Linked DNA regions of Homo sapiens: regions 1 and 2 are each linked to region 3. The links are chromatin loops, found by intact Hi-C in ENCODE. Cell type or tissue: OCI-LY7. All regions are shown on one strand.

Region 1 (8,000 bases), 130 kb before region 3:
TGCTGCCATTACATTTTACCATACATTAAATCAAATTTTATCTATCAGTTACATTTTGCCACTTCTGGGGGGCAAATCTGGCTGACTGGCTTTGCTCTTGGAGCCTTGATGGAATGTATATAGTTAGTGAAAAATTCCTTAGGCATTTGAAATGATTGAAGGAAAATAATAGAGTAAGCAACATTGTAGACTCGTCTTTGAAAATTAACCATCCAAATAATAATTGAGCTTCTCTGTCTATAGTTGACCCAATTTAACAAATAAAATATTTAAGTTTAGGGAAAGAAGATTTGTATCTCTCTCCCCTGCTCCCTATTTCCACTTTCTTCTTTCATTTACACGTTAGGGTTTTCTGTAATTGAGCTGAGATTTTTTGTGGTTTCCTCTGTCTTTTTCTGGGTGGAAACACAAAATCAACTATGACATATTCAATGTTGTGAACTTTTAGGCTGAAAAAAGGTACAGATACATGGTAGCAATGACCAGCACATTATTTCTCTCAGATACTTGAAAAGTGACGTCAGTAGCATTCAACAGAGGCTAGACCCTGCCAAGTTCCCATAAGGGAATAATTTCATTAAATGTGAAGCAGCAAAGTCATACAGACATGAACAATTATATTGAAGCATAAAAGTTTTCATTTTCACAAGAAGGTATCTTTCCCTTTCCTACTTTATTTTATTTTACTTTGAGAGATAGAGTCTTGCTCTGTTTCCCAGGCTGGAGTGCAGTGGCGTGATCTCGGTTCACAGCAACTTCTGCCTCCCGGGTTCAAGTGATTCTCCTGCCTCAGCTTCCCAAATAGCTGGGACTATAGGCATGTGCCACCACACCAGCTAATTTTCGTATTTTTTAATAGAGATGGGGTTTTACTATATATTGGCCAGGCTGGTCTCAAACTCCTACCCTCAGGTGATCTGCCCACCTTGTCCTCCTGAAGTGCTGGGATTACAGGTGTGAGCCACCTTCCTGGCATGTTTCCTACTTTAGCTAACCTTTTTGTGTAACTACTGTAGGAAGCCTGTGCAAATCAAACAGGTTTTCGAACTGAGGTGGTTTTTACTACACGATGAGACTGTTGACTTCATCATTGGCCCCAGGTATGCAGAAGATGATCCTAAGTCAGATAGTAACCAAATACACTTCATTTCCAAGAAAATTCAAATAAAAGAAGATGGTATTTGGAAGACTAAGTCTTGACAGTAACATAATACACTTTGGCAGCAAAAATTAGGGAGATGCTGAAACATGGTACTAGGAGGAATTTTCAGTCTTTTTTATTCCTTAGATTTAAAAAATGTTCAATTTATTACCTCAGGGTTCAGTATCAAATTAAAATAGATAAATGGAGACTTTAATAATAGCCAGCTGTCTGGAGTTGTTTTGATTTGGTGTCTCTGGGAAGAGGAATGATGGATTAGATTACTTTTGGATGTCTCTTTCAGATGATATGTCAGCAAGGCGAACTCTGTGTTTAGGGTAGTGAGATAAAAGTCGTGTGCACAGGTAATCTACCAGCTTTGGTGGAGTGTTGAAGACTAGACTGGTGCAATGAGGAAATGGCCAGCCACTTGAAAGCTGGAGAAAACAGGCAGGCCCCAGAGAGCAAAGACTCTCTAAGAACTTAAAAGTTGTTTGGGTAAGCATATTTGGAATAAAATGGGCAGTGATTCTGTTAATGAACAAAGAAAGTTATTTCAAATATGAATATGTAGGTAATGTAGTATATTGCTGGTTGTGATAGTGTTGTTCTGAGAATAAAGATAAATCAGCACATAAATTTGTGTGTATTAAAAGTGATACATTTCAGAATAGTTTTAGTATAAAATCAAATTATGTATTTCCCTTAAGACGGAATATTGTGTGAGAAAGTGATAGACAGGAAGTGCATATGTCTAATGGACTGAAAAGGAAAATAAGTTGCTAATACTGAATAATTGAACATAGTTGGGGCTAAAGGGCCTGGGAAAAAGCTGAAATACACAAAGAACAAACAATGCCCCTGGTAAAAACTCAAATATTCTTACTATAATAAGTCACAGAGAAATATTTCTTCTGTTTCGTATCTTTGAAGAAAGAATTCCAGATGTTAAACACATCTGATATATATTGTGCTTACTACTGAGTGACAAATGTATGATTAAGAAGGGCCATAAACTAATTTCTCTAAGTAGTGCTGTCCTCTCAAACTGAGATATGCCTGGGCAAACCCATTTGTGTTTCACTACACAAAGTTAGTTAGCTTGTGTGGATTTCAGTAACAGTTATAGATTTTCAGTTTCAATTCTACTGAGAAAATTTTTCTTTCAAGTATTAGGTGGCATTGCCACCTGCTGTGCTTAATTTGGCTTTTTGTCAATATAAACAGTTTTGGTGCTATTGCTGTGAGGGTACCTGAAAGGAAGGACTTTATATCCAAATATTTAAAATTATTTGTTTACTCTGCCAAAAAAATGTGAACTGACATGCCCATTGAGGCAGAGGTGTAGAGTGTACATTCTCTTTACCATATCAGTGTTGCTGGACATTTTTGGAATTTCCCAGTGGGCAGTGAGTGTTCTGAGTCGAAGTGTAAGTAGGGAGGCAGAACAATTTTCAGGCACCTCCCAAAGCAGATCTTTTCAGTGAGAGTTTGTTATTTAGTGAGAAGTGTTACAAATTCCCATACCTTCACATATAAGCATCTTAAGTATGTAAATATGAGGTATTTATAGTCCTAAATTGCTCTTTTAGAAATTACAATATGAAAAATTAAATTCGTGCTTCCCAGTGATGGTCTGGCATTCATTATTGAGGATCCTTGGGCACTTAAGAAAACAGGAATTGTTTGAGAAACATGGCAGTATGTCACATATAAGGAACAGGCAGACTGTATTCTTTCCTGGGTATTATATATGAGAATCTTTAAATATCAGTTTTTGCAGTGCCTGTAACAGATGTGTCTTTAAAATGTTTTTTGGGTAAAAATAACTGTACCTGCCCAAAGTAACTGTCTAGATGGATTCCTGGTCTGTTGGTCCCCGCATGATCTGGTGTCTGCCAATCTGTTAGATCTCAATGCCCACCACTTTCTCGGTTGCTCCTTCTGTTCCAGCCTCATAACCTTCTTATTGTTCTTTGAATGCACCTAATTCATTTCCAAACCGAAGGCCTTTCTCCTTGCCTTTCACTTGCTGTACCCTCTGCTTGGAAACAGTCTTCCCCTAGCTCTCTACTGGCCTGTTCCCTCCCTTTAGAACTCTTAAGGTCCTCTCATCAAAGGGCTTTTCCTGATGGCCTCATGGAATAGAGCCCTTCTCTTAGTACTCTATTTTCTCCTGCTCTGTTTTAGTTGTCATCATAGTACTCATCTTTACACGAAATTATATTCTACATTTGTTTACTTTTAAGTTCCATGTGCTCTGGGGCTTTGTCTTGTTCACTGAAAGATTCTTGATGCCTTCAGCCATTAAGGACCCAATAATTGTTTGTTGAATGAACAAATGATTGTTCAGATGTAGCATGAAAATACATACCTTATTGGACTGATTGTCTTTTATTTTATAAAATAAAATTTTGGAAATCTAGAATTCTTATCAAGTCTGCCAAGGTGAATTTGTAACCTGTATGTTCGTGTTACTTGGTGTTGGAGATATGGAGTGCTAATCACTCACTCCTTTCCTTTTTTTTCTGGATTCTAATGGAATAGAAACATGAAATCAGAGTTGAATGGTGATTGGTATATAAGTTTTATAAACTGGGCAAGTCCCTAGCAACTGATAATGCAGGGGTTTTGGAGAAGCTAGATTTCAAGTAACTTGGGTTCAAGAATGTCCAATGGGTTACCTGCTTTTGGAGTTACTCCCCTCCTCTCTCCAGTTGAATGTAGAGTAGGCCTGAGCAATGAGAGCGTATGGTCTGAGACAAAAATCAGAGAGCCCACCATCCTCAGCAATCCATGAGTGGGCCATGAAAGGATAAAATGGGATTGTTTCATTCATTCACAAGTAAAGAGCATAACATTTTGTTTCATTGGATGTCAGATTCCCGCTGGCTAGATGAGCAGGTTCTCCTTTTATGGAGATGATTCTGTAAGCAGGTCCAGAGAGGAATTGAAATGATTGCTCCAGTTCTACCCCTCTCAACTGGGAAATAAGCAGTATGACCCTTCTCTTTGGAGAAAAGGGGAAGGTTGCAATAATGATTATTCTCTGAACAATTGTGATTGCAATACATATACTGGAATATACTTACAAACCGAAATAATTTTGACCAGAAAACAACTATCAACGTAGGATGTTTCTGAGAGTTCATTGCAATTGTGAGTCATCTAGACATCTGCCAAATGAAATAGTAGGCTGTATTTCTACATGTGTTTAAGAGAAGAATGCATGTTAGTCCAACTTCTATTTATCACCCATCAATAAAAAAGGTATATACTTATGAAAAAACGTCATGTCCTAACCTTGATGTGTTTAAAGGCTAATATTCTGACTTCCATTGTAAACTCAGGAGCCTTTAATGTTTCAGGTTCGTGGGAGTAAGGGAGAAGTTTTGTACATTTTGGATGCTACCAACCCACGGCACTCCAACTGGCTTCGCTTCGTTCATGAGGCACCATCTCAGGAGCAGAAGAACTTGGCTGCCATTCAAGTGAGCTTATTTGCTTCTCATTTGTACTATGCACTGTGAGGGGGGATGAATTAATATATGACTGTACTCCCTGTTTTAAATTTGTTTCCCAATGACCTCCTTCAAATAACAGTAACTCATAAAAGCAGAGAAATCTCATCTAGTCAGCATATGTAGGAAAGGGCAAGCCTAGCTGTAAACTAACACCAGGGTACTTACTTTATGAGAATTCCTGAGGGAATGAATTACACAGTCTGATATTGTCCTTGGCAGATCTCGCTTTCAGGTACTTTTATTTCATTCAGTGAATATTCATTGATATTTTAATTTGTTTGATAGTTTATTTTGTTCATAGTACTATACCCTCTGTTAGTGTTTGGGAAAGGCTTTATGGAGAAGGTTTACTTGGGGATATTCCCTGTGACCAGGCTTTGAGCTTGTCGGAGGTGGTGTGTTAGTCAGGGTTTCCCAGAGAAACAGGTGCAGTGGCTCACGTCTGTGATCTCAGTATTTTGAGAGGCTAAGGTGGTAGGATCACTTGAGCCCGAGAGGTCAAGGCTGCAGTGAGCCATGAAGATGCTGTTCCACTTCAACCTGGGCAACAGAGCAAGACTATGGCTCCAAAAAAAAAAAAAGAAAGGATATATCCTTATATATCCTTTTTTTAATATAAAAAATATATAAAAATATATATATGGTTGTGTGTATATATGTATTTGTATATGTGTGTATATATGTGTGTATACATGTATATGTTTATGTATGTGTGTATATATACGTATATATAAAATAGGGGATTACCTCACAATGATTATAGGAGCTGGTAAGTTTAAAATCTACATTGCTGATGTACCAGTTTAAGTCTAATGGCCAGAAGCTGCTATAGAACCAGGAAGAGCTGATATCCCACTTGGAAACCCATCAGGCAAGAAGAGCTAGCGTTCCAGGTTGCAGGCTGTTAGGAGAATTCTCTCTTACTCTGGGGTAGGTCAGCCTTTTGTTTGATTCAGGACTCAGCATGATTGGATGAGGCCCACCCACATTATGGAGGGCAATATACTTTATTCAAGTCTCCTGATTTAAATGTTAATCTTTTCCAAAAACACCCTTACAGAAACACCCAGAATAATGTTTGACCAACTATCTGGGACCCTGTAGCCTAGTCAAGTTAACATGTAAAGTTAACCATCACTGGTGGGAACCGTGTTTTATTGAATTCCATTTCCCTGTATCCTAGCATACTGCTGGACAAAACATTAGGTTTTGATACAAACTATGAGTTGAACTTAGGTGATCCCTCAGTGGAAAATAAGGCAAGAAGAGAAAACGATATAGTTTTTAGAGGAGCCCTATAGTTAGGGCTTCTCTAAAACACATTGATCAGATGACCAAAAGAATAAGGAAACATTAAATTCTGGCAGATAATTGACTGATTACATGTGAAAGCTCATCTTCCTGGATTCTAAACTTCAGAAGAGGAAGTAAAGCTATGGTTGGCAAAAGTAAGAGGGGAAGGGAAAAGAATAAGACATGAACAGTATTTGAGAATCTACCATGTACACTGTTCAAGAAGCTTCATATACATGTGGTCATTTATTCGTAGAAATTCTGATAGTTTGACAATTTGTTGACATTACACTGATTTCATTCAATTCTCAATATAAAATCAACAGTAGCAAGAAGGAAAAGGCACAGAATTAAGTTTTAAAGTAACTAGCAAACAGTCATCTAGACTACTTAATTTCCTAATGTCATCTAAACAATTTTTTTCAGTACAAATGAGTATTAGATAATCAATGTGACTACTGTCCCTTTTTGCATGGATACATGAGAGATGACTCTTACTAAACAGCTGAGGTGACATGGAAAATAGGATCTCTGGCAGCCGGGGATATTCAAGCCACTTTTCCAATTATTCATGATGGCCATTGATCCAACCACAAGTTTAAACTGATGTTTTTTTTTTTTTTCTTTTTCAACATGTAGACATTATTTTTTTCCAAGTGTTTATATATTTTTTCATGGCTTTCTGAGGCAAACTCATCCATGAGAACATCATTTATGTCAATATTTTAATTTACGGACTCAGTTTGTTTCTTTGTAAATGTTACTATTATTAAAATTGCCTATAGAGCCATGAATTTACCTTAAGCCAACCCATTGTTTTGGTAGGTTCTCCATCATTGTGATTGTGGAGAATATTATTTATGCTAGATGGTTTTTCTTTTCAGGTGTAAATAATGATTTTAAGCCTTCTCCAAATTCCTTCAGTTTCAGAAATGTCTTCCTATTGCCTATTATTTCTGTAGAATCAGTAGGTCTCTTTCTTTGCCTAAACTTACAAAGTGTTATGTGAGTTTCATCTTATATTTACTTAGGTAATACTTGTTTAGGAGTTCCCCTTAACTGAACATCTTACTTGTAATGATCCCTTTAGTTAATGGAAAACAGTGTCAATAAGTATTTATACCTTGATCTTTCACCATTTACTCTGCTACTCTACTATGCCCTGTATGTTATCATATTGTAGGCACTTCGCTCATTTTCAGTAATCACATTGTCTAAGACTTACAGTTTTCATGTTCATTTAGTACATTCCACGCAGTACTTTTCTTCCTCTATATCAACTGTGTTTTTTCCTTGAAAGAAAATATAAATCACAAAAGATGACAGGTACTCCAAGAAATTATTAATGACTTAACAAGAGGAGTGAGGGGGGATTAGAACAGGACTTATGTAACTGGTGGGCTCTCTGAAATTTCACTCTTGAATTATAATCTAAGTATGTTCAGAAGCCACTCTGAGAGGCTTTTGGTGCAGAGCAATGACAGTGGCTTTCATTTCTTTTAACACTGTTTTGCACTTTCTTAATAGGGATGCAGTGCACTGCTACCATATTTTTTGTCATAGATTACAATAGGGATCTTTGTTAGCTCCCTTGAGGTAACATCTTTCTTATTTTGAACAGTAGCTGGAGTAGAGGATTGCTGAGGGTTCAAAATCACATCTGAGCTAAAGGCAGAGAGCATAATAGTTGGGTCACGTGGCTGAAAGAGATTTCAGCCTTCTAATTGGTTGGAATGATCTCCTAAAGATTGCATTCCAGAAACATTGAGTTGGTAAGGTCATGATGTTTCCTGCATAACATTATGAATCACTTGCATTCCAAATTGCATCTGAAGTTTGGGGTATTCAGGAAATTTTTTATTTGAGCTGTATATCCCAGGAGTGGAGTAAATGAGAAACATTTGTGACTATGTGGCTTGCTCGGTGGAAAACGTCAATACTTGGTCCAACTTTTTTGGACAAGGGATTATGAAGTTGAGGTCTGTTTTGGCAGATAATTGGAACTCCTTCTTGGAGACTTGATTATATTTCTAGTTTTGCAA
Region 2 (8,000 bases), 150 kb before region 3:
AGCCTCCCACCACCTCTTCCCTACAAGGTGCTACAATTGCTTCCTGAGCAGTGGCTGTAGTCCCAGGCCATAGGACACACATATACTTCCTGTCAGAGCCAGAAGCTCAGATGCTTCAGAGACATAGACAAAATCTGCAATCTGGGACCAGTTTCCTCAGTATACCCACAGTATCAGTATTGGGCAAGAAAAAGAAACTCAATTTCTTCTTCCCCCTCTTTGGCTAGATTTTTTTCACAATAGTGTTAAATAATAAAGCTAATAGTAATCAATCTTGTCCTAATCTTGATTTCAATGTCATGTTTATGTGTTTTACCACTAAGCATACTGGCTTTGATTTAAATTGGCTGTTATTTGCATTTTAAAATGATTTTTTTTTCTTAGTGAACTAAGAGTTTTTTTCAGGAATCTTGTGAAAATTGAAACCAATCACATGCAGTTAAGCTGAATGTTTCATTTGCTTTAATCTTCTCTTGTGATTCTGAAGCAGAAATCCATTTTAAATTCCACATATTTGACTTAAATCTCTATTTTATCTATTAAATAAAGACAGAAAACATTTCACCTCCACTGCTTTCTACTCCCACTTTGCATGCTCTGTTAATGTGTGATTAAAGTCATTATTATTAACTTTACATATTCATCTTCTACTTCAATAATAGAAGCTGCTGGACTTTGGAGTTCCTGATTTTGATTACTTGGACAATTGACTGTGAAATTTTCATTAATGATAGGAAGAATAAGTTTTAGTGTTCTGTAGCACTATAGAGGGACTATAATAAACAACAGTATATTGTATACTTTCAAATAGCTAGAAGGGCGCATTTTGAATATTCTAAACACAAATATCAGATAAATGTTTGAGGTGATGTATATGTTAATTACCCTGATTTAATCATTACACATTAATATATGTGTATGAAAATAGCACACCATACCCCATAAATATGTACAATTATTATGTGTCAATTAAATAAAAAAACTGGATAAACATTTAATAAAGTGTACATAATAGCCCAAAATGCATGAGGAGCTAATAAAAAAACAGCTATTTAATAGTTTCTATCTACTATCCCAGAAAAATTATATACATGGGTGCTGAAAAAATAAGTACCTTTTCTTGCAGAAACTTTCTATTATTTTTTGAGAAATCATGGCAAATAAAGGCAAATGAAGCCCCTAGTGGGGAAAAAGTAGATTTTGGAAATTATGAAGTTCTTCAGTTACAAAATTTTGGAATGAAATAACCGACATATTGTTGGAGAGTATTCAGAACACTGGTAAACATGAGAAATCTGTAGGATGTTTTTAATGGTCATGTAAACCCAGGAGAGTCCAATAGATATAATGACTTTTGATTTGAGTGAAATGTTTGACAATGACTATTGTAAATTTTTGTGGGAGGTGAAGAAATGTGGATTGTGTGATAGTAAACTTTGAAGTACTGATGGATAGTTGGCCACTTATAGCCGGAGTGTTGAATTTTAATTGAAAAGCAGGCTCTGTCTTGGCTCTTCCTGTTCAATTATTTCTATCAAAGACTCATGAAAATTGAGCACATATCTTGAGCCCACTGTCTGTACAACTAGAGTGAAGGGAGGGGATAGATACTGTTTTTTTCTCTTCTTAAAAATTGTGGTCAGGGCGTGGTGGCTCACGCCTGTAATGCTAGCACTTTGGGAGGCCGAGATGGGTAGATCACTTCAGGTTAGGAGTTCGAGACCAGCCTGGCCAACATGGTGAAATCCTGCCTCTACCAAAAAAATACAAAAATTAGCCAGATATGGTGTCACATGTCTGTAGTCCCAGCTACTTGGGAGGCTAAGTCATGAGAATTGCTTGAACCCATGATGCAGAGGTTGCAGTGAGCAGAGATTGAACCACTGTACTCCAGTTTGGGTGATGGAGTAAGACTCTGTCTCAAAAAAATAAAATAAAAAATATGGTAAAAACACATAACATAAAATTTACCATCTTAACTGTCCACTTACCACTTTAAGTGTAGAGTTCAGTAGTGTTAAGTATATTTACATTGTTATCAAGCAGATCTCCAGAACTTTTCTATCTTGCAGATCGGAAACTCTATATCCTTTAAACATCTCACCTCCCCACTACCCCCTGCCCCTGGTAATCACCATGCTACTTTCAAATTCTAGGAATTTGACTACTTTAGTTATTTATTTTTTTAGAGACAGGGTCTCACTGTGTCACCCAGGCTTTAGTACAGTGGTGCGATCATAGTTCACTGCAGCCTTAAATTCCTGTGCTCAAGCCATCCTCCCAGCTCAGTCTCCCAAGTAGCTAGGACTACAAGTGTGCACCACCACCACTGGCTAATTTTTTATCTTTTATTTTTGTTGTAGAGATTAGGGTATGTTGCCCAGACTGGTCTCAATTTCTTGGCCTCAAGTCATCCTCCTGCCTCGGCCTCTAAGGATTTGGCTACTTTAGATGCCTCATATAAGTATAATCATACAGCATTTGTCCTTTTTCATGACTGATTTATTCCATTTGGCATAATGTTTTTAAGATTCTTCTGTGCTGTAGTGTGCAATAGGATTTCCTTCCTTTTTAAGGCTGAATAGTAATCCCTCGTGTGTATATACCACATGTTGTTTATCCATTCATTCCTCAGTGGAAATTTGAGTTGCTTCTCCCTCTTGGTTATTGTGAATATGGGTCTGCAAATATCTCTGTGAGATCCCACTTTGAATTATTTTGGATTTACACCCAGAAGTGGAATTGCTGGATCATACCTCTGTACAGGTTTTTTTTTTTTTTTTTTTTTTTTGAGATGGAGTCTTGCTCTGTCGCCCAGGCTGGAATGCAGTGGCGTGATCTCAGCTCACTGCAACCTCCGCCTCCCGGGTTCAAGCAATTCTCTTTTCTCAGCCTCCTGAGTAGGTGGGATTACAGGCGTGTGCCACCACGCCTGGCTAATTTTTGAATTTTTAGTAGAGATGGGGTTTCACCATGTCGGTCAGGCTGGTCTCGAACTCCTGACCTCATGATCTGCCCACCTCGGCCTCCCAAAGTGTTGGGATAACAGGCGTGAGCCACGCACCTGGCTCTGTACTGTTTCAATAGCAGTTGCACTATTTTACAATCCTATCAACATGGCACAGAAGTTCCAATTCCTCTATATTCTCACCAATTCTTTCTTTTTTTTTTTTTTGAAACAGTAGCCACCCTAATGTATTTGAAGGATCGATAATATTTTAAGATACTTAGCATTCAAAAAGCTTTTAGTAACTAGAGTGATGGATTAAATGCATATATGATGAAATTCAGAGTAATTTTTTAAGTTTACGATGGAGGATACTAGACTTAATATTGACCTATATGCAAATATCTTACTTGATTTTATACGGACATTTTGGTTAGCAATATTATTTGGTGGCAATAACAAAAACTCAGAATGCAATAAAAGAAGTAGAGTGGTCAGATTACAGGGAGAGAATAGTGCTTTGGTACTGTGTACTGGTCAGACCATATCAGGAGGGTCGTGTCAACATCTGCCTGTTAGACACAGACCTGGAAGTTGATAAACATCTGACGTGCCACAGGGAGCCATACCCAGAAAGGGTCTGGAAGCTGTGACCTGTCAGTCAGTGAGGGAACTAGGGCTCAACCTGAGGAAGAACAGAAGCAGATAGTTGTCTTCATATGATTTAAAGTGGTGTCATGTGGAAGACGGTGAAGGCTTAGCTTTCCTGTTCGATGACAGAACAACAACAACAACAACAAAACATTATGTGGAACTAGAGAGAAGTGTGTTTCTAATCAACCTGAGGAAAAACTTTCTGGCAGGCAGAAGGGTACAACTGTGAAACCTGCTGATTCACAGCCTAGAGAGTTCCCTCTTCCCATGTGGAGAGGGAGGTGTTCAAGGATAGGCTGGATGATGGCGGGAGCATGGCTGTAAAGTATAGTCTTCTACTGGAGGGGAAATCTGGCAAGATGAATCTATATTCTGTGCACAAGAGAGTAGGAGAAGGTAGACAAAACATAGTTCCAGAGGCAAAACCTCTAACATATAGTAGGTGGTCATTCTTGCCTGCCCAGGCTCAACCCTACCTAGACTCTGAATAAATCTCCTTCTTAGGAGGAATCTGAAACTCTGTCCTGACTGCTGAGAATCCACTCAGGGGTGATGCTGAGCTACCGTCCGCTCCACACTGCCACCAAATGTCACACGGAGCCCAAGGTCTGACCCACTGCAAACCTCTCTGAACCTTGTTCTTCAGAGTTTCCTGCCTCACACTTGACTCTTTACAGCTTCACGTTTAATTCACACTCACACATGTGCCTTTCCTCTTGCTGGTCCCTTTACTTGGACTGTCAGCTCTTTTCTCATCCGTACTCACTCATTATTTTTCCTGGGCTGGCTTAGGGGCCTCTCCCTGCTATTCTCTGAATACCCAAGGCAGGTCAGGCAGGTGAGGTTTTTCCCCCACCCCCCACTAGGTGGCTGTTCCCCCACCTCCCACTAGACTGTGAGCTCTTTCCAAGCAGGTCCTAGATGTTGATCTTTATTAGTGCAAACAATGTTTATCGAATGAAATAAAATGGGGCAGAGTCTTTTGTTTGTGTGTCCTAGTGCCTAGTGTAGTGCTTAACATGTAGTTGCTTAATGATTTTTGGAGTAATAGAAGACTTAAATATTTGTATTTCTTTCACTCGAGGTCATAAAATCATCATATGGCTCTCAGAAACCTTAATGTGGTTGGGATGTGCCTGGTGAATCAGAGTTTGAGACCAGCAGGCCTCCACTTTCCTCCTCTTTCCTGCCTCTCCCTCCCTTCCTCTGTCTCCTCCGTCTTCCCTTCCTTCCTCGTCCTTTATCTCGCTGTTTCTCCCCTTCTCCTCCGAGTCCTTCTCTCTGCTTCTTCCTCCTATGTCCTCCTCTCCTATTCTTCCTCCTTCCTCTCTCCTCTACTTCCTCCTCTTTTTTTTTCTTTGTTCTTTTTTGAACTGTGCAGTCTCCTTACACAGTGCTCTCATGTAGACTTTGGCAGACTTTAAAAATTCTGTAGTTCATGCATGGGTTAATTGAGGCTGAGTATTTCACAAGATCTCAGATGCATGAGTGCTAACAGAGATTCCAGACCTCTGTGTGTTGACATGAGGTTTTTTTTCAACATGGCAAAGGAGGATCAAAGACACCTTGTTCAATTTCTACACATTTGCCTTTTTATTTACTTGTCTTTCTAGTTTTTCTGTATCTGTGCCAGTCTCCTGATGCCAACCATCTGTTGATTCTTTAATATTATAGCAACACAGGCTCTGTTTGTATTCATGGTAGTTTACAGTTTTATGTTTGCCAAGACCTTTTGTTGTTTTTATGTACTAAATTAAATGTGAGGACAACAGGCAGGCTATGAGTGTCTTTATGAGCAGCTTGATTTATTTGTATCAGATTATATAAGCTGTCAGGAGGTTACCTTTTGGTCTGTTTAGCAACCAATTGTAGGTCTAATTTATGTTTAATGTAAAAAAGTGAATTCAATGAACTTTTTAAAAGTTAGGTATTGTATTTTCTACAAGTGAAAACCACTTGCATGAATGTAACTACATTGCACAATGGAGGCTCTGCAAACACTGCTGAAAAAGTATGCATAATATTCTACCTGAGAAGTTTTGTTTTCTTTTTATATAAAGAAGATTAATGTTCATGGACTTGAATAAATTCCATTTAATGATTTGGTCTATAATTTCCTTGCCCTATGATAAATGACTACTCAGAAGTACTTTGAAGAATTTTTAGTGCAGCTTAGATAATTAATGTTTTGATGTGTATATTTGTTACATTTTAACTTTTGATTTAACAATCATGTTTTTTAAAAAAAATCTGTCAGGCCATAGAGATCGATGGAAACATATATATGTATATTCTTTTGTCTGCATTTAAGGTAGTAGTTTTATATTTTATAAATCTCAGACATTTCAAATCCCAAAGGAGGGCTATGTTGATATATTGCCCAGGACTTGCAAGTTGTTTCCAATTTGCATATTAATGAGTAGATTGTAGGTGACATGGAAAAGAATATAATATTCATAAGTATGGAAGAGACTGTAAATGCCTTATTTTTATCTATAGGCTTCATTTTTAGGTCAAAGAGAGTGTAGAATTAGTTCTCCATAAACAAAATCTGTTTTCTTAGGAGTTGTCCTGAACAGTAGTGTCAGGACATTTAATCATCTAATACTCCTTTGTGTTACCTACTATCCATGCCACCTTTTACAGACAGAACACATTAAGAAGCTTTGGTCCCAAATAAATTAACAGGTTTTTCTTTAATTCTGTGGCATTGCACTTTTCCTTGTTACCATTGCAAGAGGACCTGTCATCATTCTACTAAGTTTGTATCATCTCTCTGGAGGAAAAGGACTTTAATGGATTATCTAATCACTCATTCTAACCTCTAGGTTCATAGGCCCTTAATCTAGAAATCTGAAATCCAAGAGGCTCTGAAAACCACATTTAGAAAAAAATAACTCATTTAGAAGCAAATCCTGACTTGTACTTATGTAAAGTTGTTTGTAGCTTTTTGTTTTTATCCTACCTAGCTAGCATTACTATTTATACATTTAGTTGCAGAAATGTGAATGTGCTTGATTATGGAATGGTGTCCCAAACCCTGCAGAAAATGTTATATAAACACAGTATATATGCCATATTTTCTTTTCCAATAAGTTTTTTTAAAATCAGCTATGCAAAACCTCTGATTAAGGAATTTTGATACTATATAGGAACATTTCCACTTCTTGTTTAGGTAAAAAAGCCCAAGAACTATAGATATTTCCATAGGAGAGACCCATTAAAGGAAAGTATAATAGGGTTACAATATGTGAATAAAGCAGTAGATGTTAGAGTCAGTAAGAAACTGTTAATGAAAGTAAAATATTATGCATATTCATGATACAGAACAGCATAATACCCATATTTAAAATCTGTCTTGAAGGAGTTCATTGGCAGCGCCCAATGTTGTTCCCATTTCACTCAGTGAACACATTTGGAAGGTGAAGTTGGGTCCAGTTTGCTTGTCATTAGAGTTTAATATTAGGGTTTTTGTATGTGCTCAGGCCAAGTTTTTCTCACTTTTGTGCTAACAGCTGCCAATGAAGTGAGATATCTCTGGACAAAGAAGGTGTTTTTGTCACTTTGTAATTTTAGATGACTTATTTTAAAGGGTAGTTTGTTGCAAAATTAAAAACACTCCCTTGGGGAAAGCCCCAGATTTGTAAGCATACTTTAAAAAACTCAAACTAAAGTTACATAATACCTTTTGAGCATCAGTTTTCCCAACTGCTTCCCTTTATTGTGTTCTACATCTGTATTTTTAATGGTTTATTATGTCTTTATGAGGTGAAAAGAGCAATAGAAAAAATATTTATGGTCAATAGTTTCCTTATGTGTTAAATTCTTGATACAAGTTTGATGTCTCTATATACACTGGTGAAAGTGTACTCAGACCATTCAGTAATAAATGAAAAAAATATATAATTTAAGCCTTAAGATTTGGAGAAAACTGATGAAATGGGAAATGTAGAAACATATGTTTTGGTTTTTTAAAATTTTATTTTATAAGAGGAACTGATTTTCTCTATTTGTAATATGAGTTAGTATTAAAATTTATGAAGATCATTTAATATTCCCTATACAACATTTTTTTTTCTTATCTCACAGTTGTGTGGGTGAGAAGTCCAGGTAGGTTTTCTGCTTAAGGGTCTTAAAAGGCCAGATCAAGGTAGTGGCAGGGCTGGGTTCTTATTAGGAGGCTTTGAGGATCAATTTGCTTCCAAGCTCATTCAGGTTGCTGGCTGAATTTGGTTCCTTGAGATTGTAGGACTTAGGTCCTTATTTTATTGCTGGCTTTTGGCTAGAGACTGTTTTCAGTCCCTAGGTCTGCGAATGGCCCCTCTCAGGCCACCCTGTGAGCCCCTCAATCTCAGCAATATGTCAAATCCTTTACACATTTTAATATCTTTAACTTCTA
Region 3 (8,000 bases):
GGAAGTATTTAATATTTTTCTTCCTAAATTTACCTTTGGTGATGGATTACTGGGTCTGAGACTATACACTTGTCAGGAATGTTCCATTGGTAAAGGAAACTCCCAGCAACATGCAAAAAAAAAAAAAAAAAAAAAAAAAAAATTCAAGCTATCTTAAATTTGTAAGACTTACTTTGATTTTCATTAGCAATTTTTTAAGATAAAACAACGAGGATGATACATGACAAGAGAAAAAGACAGTTACATCAGAAACCTGCTCTCCCAACTCTGACAATTTATTATTCTCTTAGTTGACTTCCATTCTGAATGTTATTTGAAACTCAACATTTTTGCCTTGGACACTATATATATCAGTCGGCATAAGTGTGTGTATATATATGTTTTTATATTTTCTGTATATCTTCTATATTTTTTATCATATTTACTTCCCTTATATTTCTTTCTCTTTCATTTGTACTTCCTTATATTTTCTTTACAATTTGCATTGATTTTTCGAAGTTTGCATCATAATTTTTTAAGATGGTGAGCATAACTTTTTTCTTGTAACAAAATTTTCCTTTTCATATGATTATTCTTCTTTTGTAAGATTAAAATAAAATCTAAACACTTAGTCATTATGCAGGGAAAGAAGTAATTTCCCATTAGATACTTTAAATAATAACACTCTTTCACTTAACCAGCATTCCTTTTCTTTCAAGGATTACAAAGGACATTCTTTACAATGCACAAGTACGTTGTTCTCAGAATTCTTATCAGCAGATTTTTTTCGGCTTCCTTTGTAACTCTTGTTATGTGTGTAAGAAAAATGTTGCTGTGTAAAAGAACTCATTCCCATTTTTAGAGTCAGGATTCTTAGACTGTGTTGTGTATTTTCATTTTTAATAGCCAGTCACTGACTTTGAATTTTTCGTTCATTGTCAGTGCTATGCTTCAATGTAAGCTGGAAGTATTCTGTGTCACTAGGATAGGGCCATTAGAATATGGTGTAATGATTGGGAAGATGTAGGCAGTAGGATGATTTTTATCCCAAACTAACCAAAAGCCCAACTGAAAGGGCCTTAAAAGATGAGGATTTATATTAAGTCACATGACAAGAATTTCAGAGGAAGGGCCATCCATGGTTGGTTAATAGCTCAACAGGGTCGTTAGTGGCCCCAGCTTTTCTCATGTCTCCTGCTGTCCTCAGCCAGCTCCTCGCGTGCTCAGCACATGGCTGCAGCAGCTCCAGCAGCCTCTCCTTATGTGGTCTGTATCAACAGGCAGAAGAGGCCTTTTCCAGAATCTCCCATAGACTTACCTTCTCTTCTCAGTAATCGCAGCCAGGTCGCATGCTCTAAGCTAAACCCATCACTGCACGGGAAGTGGAATTGCTGTCATTGGTTTAGCCCATCAGTCCCCAAATGCGTCTGCAAATCAGAATCACCAGGGAATATTTCAAAACTGCCAAAGCCCAGGCCATACCTCAGACCATGAAATCACAATCTCTGGGGGTAGGCATCAGCATTTTTTGAAGCTCTTCGGGTGATAACAATGTGTAGGAAGTGTGGAGCCAAGGCTTAGCCTGATCAAGGGTCACTCTTTTGGCTGGGCTGGGAAGGGTCCTCCTCCAGGGTGCTTAACCAAGCAGAAGGCAACACCCAAATAGAATCAGGGTTCTGCTAGCAGTGATATAGACTAGGGAAGAGGCTCAGGTAGGAAGCAGAGTCACCCAAGACACAGGCCTGGGATTACAAGTGCCTTATTTTTTGTTCTGCTCTCTCTGATTGTGTAACTGTCAGGGTCATGACTACGCTAAATGTCACGCCCAGGGTCAGGTTCTGATCCGTGCTGAGGTTCGAGGGAGTGGGTGGATGAGCAGAAAGAACACTCGGGGGATCGTAGGCAGGTGAAAGATGATTTTATTCAGCAGCAGCTCTCATCAACAGCTTTCTCACACTGTCCACCCTGTCTTGGCTGCTTAGTCCGGCAGCCCCCATACACATCTGCGTAGCCGGCTCTCCCTTGCCTTCAGGGGCAGTGGCTTAACTCTTTCTCTCTTTGGCCACAAGCAAGCCGAACGTGTCCTGGCTCCCCTCTGTCCCTCTGCAAAGACGGACAACTCTGTCTCTCTCTTTCTCTGGGCACCCGCGTGCCCACCATGTCAAGCCATGTTGAGCTGAGCCTGTCAACAGGGCAATTATACCTTTTACAGATAATAGTGGCTTAGAGCCAAGTGATGGCCTTCCCATGTTACGGCTACATGGCTGTGATAACAAGTGGAGTTCTACACCTGCGCTGTAGACTCGCTGAGTCACTCTGGATGTTTACCTCGACCTATCCTTTACCAAAGCACAGCCATTGCCTTACAATAACCTTGATCACGTTTTTAAACAAATGTTTCTTCATTGTAAAGTGAGAATAACCATAGCAAATTTGCAGCATTGCTTAACAACTTAATGGGAAAACAGTCTCTAAATTTCTTAGCACTTTGCCAGCCAGCAGAAAGTAGGCAGTTTGTGAACATAGGCAGCAGTGTCGGGGTGGTAGAGTATAATAGTAGTAGTAGAAAGAGTAGGAGTTCTTACTGATGCTGTTTTTGTCATTGTTATTATCATTACAATGCTTATGGTAGAGGATGGTGAACTAGATCAGAAGTTCTCACTTCTGGTTGCGCATTAGAGGCACCTTGGGAGCTTTTAAAAAGCTAGTGCCTGTCCCTACCCAAACTAGTTAAATCAGGGTGAGGGTGGGCCCTAGGCATCAATGTTTTTAAAAAGATCCCTAGGTGGTTTAAATGTGCAGGCAGGGTTGAAGTCCACTGGACTAGAAATTAGGAGAATATTAGGGAAAAGTTTAGTTTCATCAGTTTTGTCTCACGATTCCAAATGGACTAGTTTGAGTCACCCTGCAGCCCCAGGAAAACAAGGCTTTTGAGCTGGTTTGGATGATTCTTTGCATGCTTTATGCCAGATAAGCTCTTTTAACACCTCTATGCAAGTGACAGGACTTTCTGGCTGCCCAGCCATTTCATTTATACACACTATTCTGTGGGCCTCAGAGTGGATTAATTAAAAGGGACCAGGTGCCTCCTTGTTTCTATTTAAAGACTGTATGCAACACTTTAATATAAAAATTGTATCCTATTCACTGTGCTTGTTTTTAGTGTTCTATGTGTTGCTTGTGCAATTCATTTTCCTAATTTATAGAAGTGTGTTTTTCATTAGCTACAATGCAAAACCAATTATGGATGTGTTATATAGAAACCTGCTTTAAATATTCTCCTAGCTTCCTAAGAGTTATAATTTTTAGATGCATTGTTTACTAGGCCATGGGTATGTTTTGTCATATGTTGAAAGATCACACTGGCTATAAAAATAAGACGGTGAATAAAAAGCCACAAAAGCTATAAACATCTGTAAAAGAAGTTTTCTAAGCAAGGCTGCTTGTTAGAGGGAAACTCAATGCATTTTGATTGTATGCAGCTGGTGGCACATGCACTTTCAGAAAGGGGCCCATTAAGAGGAACTGTTAGATATATGGCATGCCGTACTGTGGGCTGTAGCTCTGTTCCCTCAGCTGTGTGTAATAGAAACCCATGGGGCCACACTTGCAAACCCTCCTCTAAATTTCACCCACGATTCTGTTGCGAATTTGGTTTATAGAAGCAAGTAGTCATCTTTTGGTCTCAAAGCCCATCATGCTAAACGAAGATTACTAATCTTACCTGACTCCTAGAAAAGTGGAGGACTCCGAAAATCACAGCATGGGTTTCACAGCCTCTGCCATGGTGAGGAGCACACATCAGTCTGACCTCTGATCAGTGGTCAGGACCACCACAGGCCCCTGTCTGTAGCTCTCTTTTATTCTTGGAGGATCTGTTGTGGGATTGCCATATGAAGTACAGATGTTGGCCCAGTTATACACATACCCTATCATATAAGAGTACAAGAAGCCCTTTACTCCAGACACATGTGAACAGCTTGGCTATGCTGGGGTTGGGGAGAGAAGGGCCAGGTTTTGGGAATCTACTGCTCACCAGTCTGCGTTTTTGTGGCTCACAGTGAGGCCAGTCCCTGGAGCGCTGGGTTGTCTCAAAGCAGGCATACAAGACAGTTTCTGACTTCTGAGATGGTTCAATGTTTACATGATCCATCTTCCTGATATCAAAAATAGTTCCCCTAGATAGAGAAAGACAAAACCCCTGATGCAGAAGGATAATGGCGATATTTTTAAGTTTTAGAATAGCATGAAAGCAGCTTTTAGAAAAACAAATTTAACTTTTTAGGAGAAAAATGTGAAATCTACAGAAGCAGAGAATAGGATAATGAATCCCCAAGTAGCCCCAGCCCAGTTCAACAAGTATTAATTTTTTTTTCCATTTATAACTTCCTCACTACCCTAGCCATAAAACTTGAATTTTTATATGTAAAATTAAAATTATATCTAATTCAAGGTGTAAGTGTAATTATGACGTAGACATCTTTATATAAGGTCTATTGTAGAATTTGTTCATCTAGATTATGATAAAATTGAATTATGGGCATCCTAAGATCAAAGATATTTTCATTCTAGACCAGTGCTTTTCAAAAGTGTGGCTCGCAGACCAGTGGCAGCCCACAAACTCTTTATTTCTGGTCTATGATAAATAAAGAAACCGTGAAGAAGTGTTTAGAACTCTTACAGCATTTTGGCATTGCTGTGACATTCAAGTACATGATAATTTTTCTAGTAATTCGTTTTTAATATATTTTATAAAAGCATCACTCTGCAACAGACTGGGAAAAAGTCTTTAATTACAGATAGTTTGAGAAGCACTGTCTATAGTGTTTCTGTGGTTTGCCCCCCAGGGGACGTTTGGCAATGTCGGGAGATATTTTGGGTTGTCACAACTGGGTGGAAGATGGAGTGGGGAAGGGTGTACTACTGACATCTAGTGGGTGCACAGGACAGTCCTCACACCAAAGAATTATCTGGCCCTTTTGCTGAGATCCAGAAACCTTGCTCTGGACCAGAGTGGGGAGTTTAAGTACTCTGTGCCTTGTCTAAGGAAAGTTTGGCAAATAGTTTCTTAGTACAGGCTAGAAAGTAAGTCAACAACTGACTGTCTGTAATCTTCCTCACAGTTGAGGCTCCATATTCCACAGTGGAAATTAGTGAGACATTTTGCAGAAGAGAAAGTTTGAGGGTTAAGTGAACCTGCCCCACATCTTTTAAAAATATAACACAAGCCTTTTTTGTTTACAAGTCAGTGTCATCTATGCCACAGTTTGTAATGTGTCTGACAGATCAGCCACTATGGTAGCAGCTGAGAAGATGGGAAACTAGGAATTTATAAAATTTAGTTTATGTAGAAATTTCATATTTAAGAAATTCACACCAAATCTGTGCCTCATGGATTTTTTTAAATAAAACACTATTTTGCTTTCAGCTGAACCTTTGTTTTTAACATTTTTGTTAAGGCAAACTTCTCTAAAATCAATGATATACAATTAAAGGCATTAAAATGTTCCACTTTTGCAGAAAGGTCTAAGTGTAAATTGATGATGTGGTGTTCTCAAGGTCTCTCCTTAGTGAGAGTCCCTTATGAATTTTTTAGATTTTCTTTTAAATTTAGAAATAGGAAATAATTATCTGATGAAATATGTCATTTTTGTGAGTTTTAATAGAGTAAACATTAATGGCTATAAAATAATCTAATCTAGAAAAAGTAGCCAAACAAAATTAATTTGGAACAAAAGGTATGCGTACCCTTTAAGTCCTAAAATGTCTTTCTGTGTGTGTGAGAGAGAGACAAAGACTGTCTTCCACATCTGATTCCTCTTTGATAAGCTTCTCTAAATTTTATATGAAATCCAGGTTGGTCACATGGAAATTATTTCATTAAGTGCATACACTGTGGCTTTATTACAGCTTTGAGCAAGACAAATAGAGAAAAGGTGTATCCCTAGTGCATTCACAGAAGATATAACCACAGAGGAGCTAGTGTTTCACTCGCAAGTTGAACCTTCTCCTAAGCAAACTCATGATTATATATGTTCAGAAGACCACAGGCTCTGACAGTCCTCGCCATGCTCACTAGTCTTCCTGTTTTCTTTCATTGCCTACAAGTTTCCCTTTCTCAATTTCAGTAGAGTCAGCTATCACGGTCATGAAAGAGAACTATTAAGCATCATTCTATGATTTTGTGACACCTTTACCTTGGCCTCTGACTATAAGAGAAAGAGCTCACTGATTTTATTTTCCATTTTATTTGATTGTGGTCTAATGTAAACCATAGACAGCAACCACAGGAAATCTTTGGATTATGTACCTACTGTATGTGGATCATCCACCTGTGATCCATTCTGGGATGGATCCATCCAGGGATCCGAGGTTGACCCATCCTTATCCTTGGTAGCCTGTCTGATGGGGTCATACCTCTAATCTTTTAGTCAGGAATTCTTAGCTCAACTAAAAGAAAGCTTCTAATCAATTTCTATTTCTAAAGACTTCATGTTCAGAGTCCTCCAAAGTATATCTAAAATTTAACTTTGTTTCTGTAGAACCCTCTCAGATGATGTTGAGATTTATTAATTCAGTTTATCTTATCAAAAAAATGTAACATTTGAAGATACTGTTCTTTTATATAGGTGGGCATTAACTACACAAAATACGACTTTTTATTACCTAGATTACAAGGTGCAGCACATAGAGCTGTGTAAATCCTACCTTTTGAATGAAATCTGCCAAGTATTGTTTGATTAAAGCTAGACTGATGAGACTCCTGATTAATTCTGCCTCTAATAGATTACACAGTTTAACTGACAAATACATTGCCTCCATTTAGTAATGATTCCCAAGTTGTGATGACAAAGGACAAGCTATTTGTCAGTTAAACTATGTAATCATTCAGAAACAGAATTAATCAAGAACCTAATCATTCTTTCTCTACTGAAATTCAGCTAATGAGTTAAAGTGTATAATTTATACTACATATTCCACTCAGGAAGGCTCTAGAGGCAATGAAGTTTTTTTTTTTTTTTTTCACAATGTTCAAAGAAAGGAGCAGGAACAGAAGTCAGTGCCTCTCCAATCTTATCCCCTGTACCACTCAGCCTGTTCTTCTAACTGTGTTGACCATGTTCTGATTGGTATTTCTTTGGCATGGCTTATTAGGGGTAATGAAAAGAAATTAGTAAGGGAGGGTCTATGTGAGGGTTTACTCTCTGAGAAAGAAAATGCGTTTATTTTCTTCTATTTTGGTTTATTTGGTTCTCTTAACTTTAGAGGTGAGTGGCCTATGACCTCTTGGCTCTGCCTCTAGTATAAGAGCCATTTACTAGAGCAAGAATTCTCTAAGACTTGCTTTGATGACATTCACTATAAATTGGAATCCTTTTCCATGGTAGGCATTAGAAGTTCCTTCAAGGAGCACTATAGACAGTCTGACTAGTATCTGCCATGAATTATATATCTTCTTGTGATATCTTCAGGAATAGTGCAGGCTCTGTGTAAGATCTGGGATGAAGAAGAGAGGCATTTGAAGGACAAACACAGCTGCCTGTTGATATACTTAGTTATGACAGAGAGCCTTTCTTGCCAGACTAACATAGAAGTATGCTCGTGGGGCCTTCATGTGCTTCTCTTAGGGCAAAACCCCAAAGACTCCCTGGCTTTAAATGGTTCTAGGTAGAGAAGAGGGAGTCCAGGCAGATTGAAAACTACTTAATCAAATGGATTTCTCTTCAAACTTCTTTAATTGGAAGAACCTTTCTAACACTACACATTTTATCCTTTACTTTTCTGCCAACATGCATATATAAATACATGGTTGTTGTACTTGTAGTATATTGTGAAGGAGAAAATAAGGAAAGGTAATATAATTTCAACGACATTTGTAAGTGAAGTATATTAAATTAATCAGCAATAGCATGTATAAACATGTGAAAAATATCAGTATGTGAGTGGATAATGTGTGTGTGTAAGTATATAAGACATTATTCAGCTAAAGCAATGATTAATACGTGTTTGCATTTTTAAAC

The links. Hi-C counts contacts between places; a loop is a spot of excess contacts. Peaks named below come from ENCODE experiments on the same cell type or tissue, not always from the same donor. Only the 100,000 strongest peaks of a DNase experiment are listed, where the experiment ranks them.
Region 1: a loop joins it to region 3, with 5 times the contacts of the local background. A loop is called at or near these places in 1 of 110 quality-filtered maps.
Region 2: it touches region 3 in a loop (5-fold over the local background); 1 of 110 quality-filtered maps calls a loop at or near these places.

The regions. Positions count from the first base shown.
Region 1 is chr4:120,850,050-120,858,049 of GRCh38, reverse strand. It overlaps PRDM5 (PR/SET domain 5), which reads left to right. Exons shown (of 16, transcript NM_018699.4): 3 at 4,510-4,632. Among named protein-coding and RNA genes, the nearest start is that of PRDM5, 69 kb to the left of the region's middle. In OCI-LY7, a CTCF peak has its summit at 3,183; a DNase peak (open chromatin) is centred at 2,259.
Region 2 is chr4:120,866,942-120,874,941 of GRCh38, reverse strand. The region is part of intron 2 of PRDM5 (PR/SET domain 5); the gene reads left to right. Among named protein-coding and RNA genes, the nearest start is that of PRDM5, 52 kb to the left of the region's middle. In OCI-LY7, CTCF peaks have their summits at 1,198, 4,270 and 4,476 (motif pointing right); a DNase peak (open chromatin) is centred at 4,481.
Region 3 is chr4:120,716,066-120,724,065 of GRCh38, reverse strand. All of the region lies in intron 14 of PRDM5 (PR/SET domain 5), which reads left to right. Among named protein-coding and RNA genes, the nearest start is that of PRDM5, 200 kb to the left of the region's middle. RefSeq lists an enhancer at 3,593-3,642. In OCI-LY7, a CTCF peak has its summit at 4,894 (motif pointing left); DNase peaks (open chromatin) are centred at 3,495 and 4,885; H3K4me3 peaks cover 1,530 bases; H3K27ac peaks cover 2,359 bases.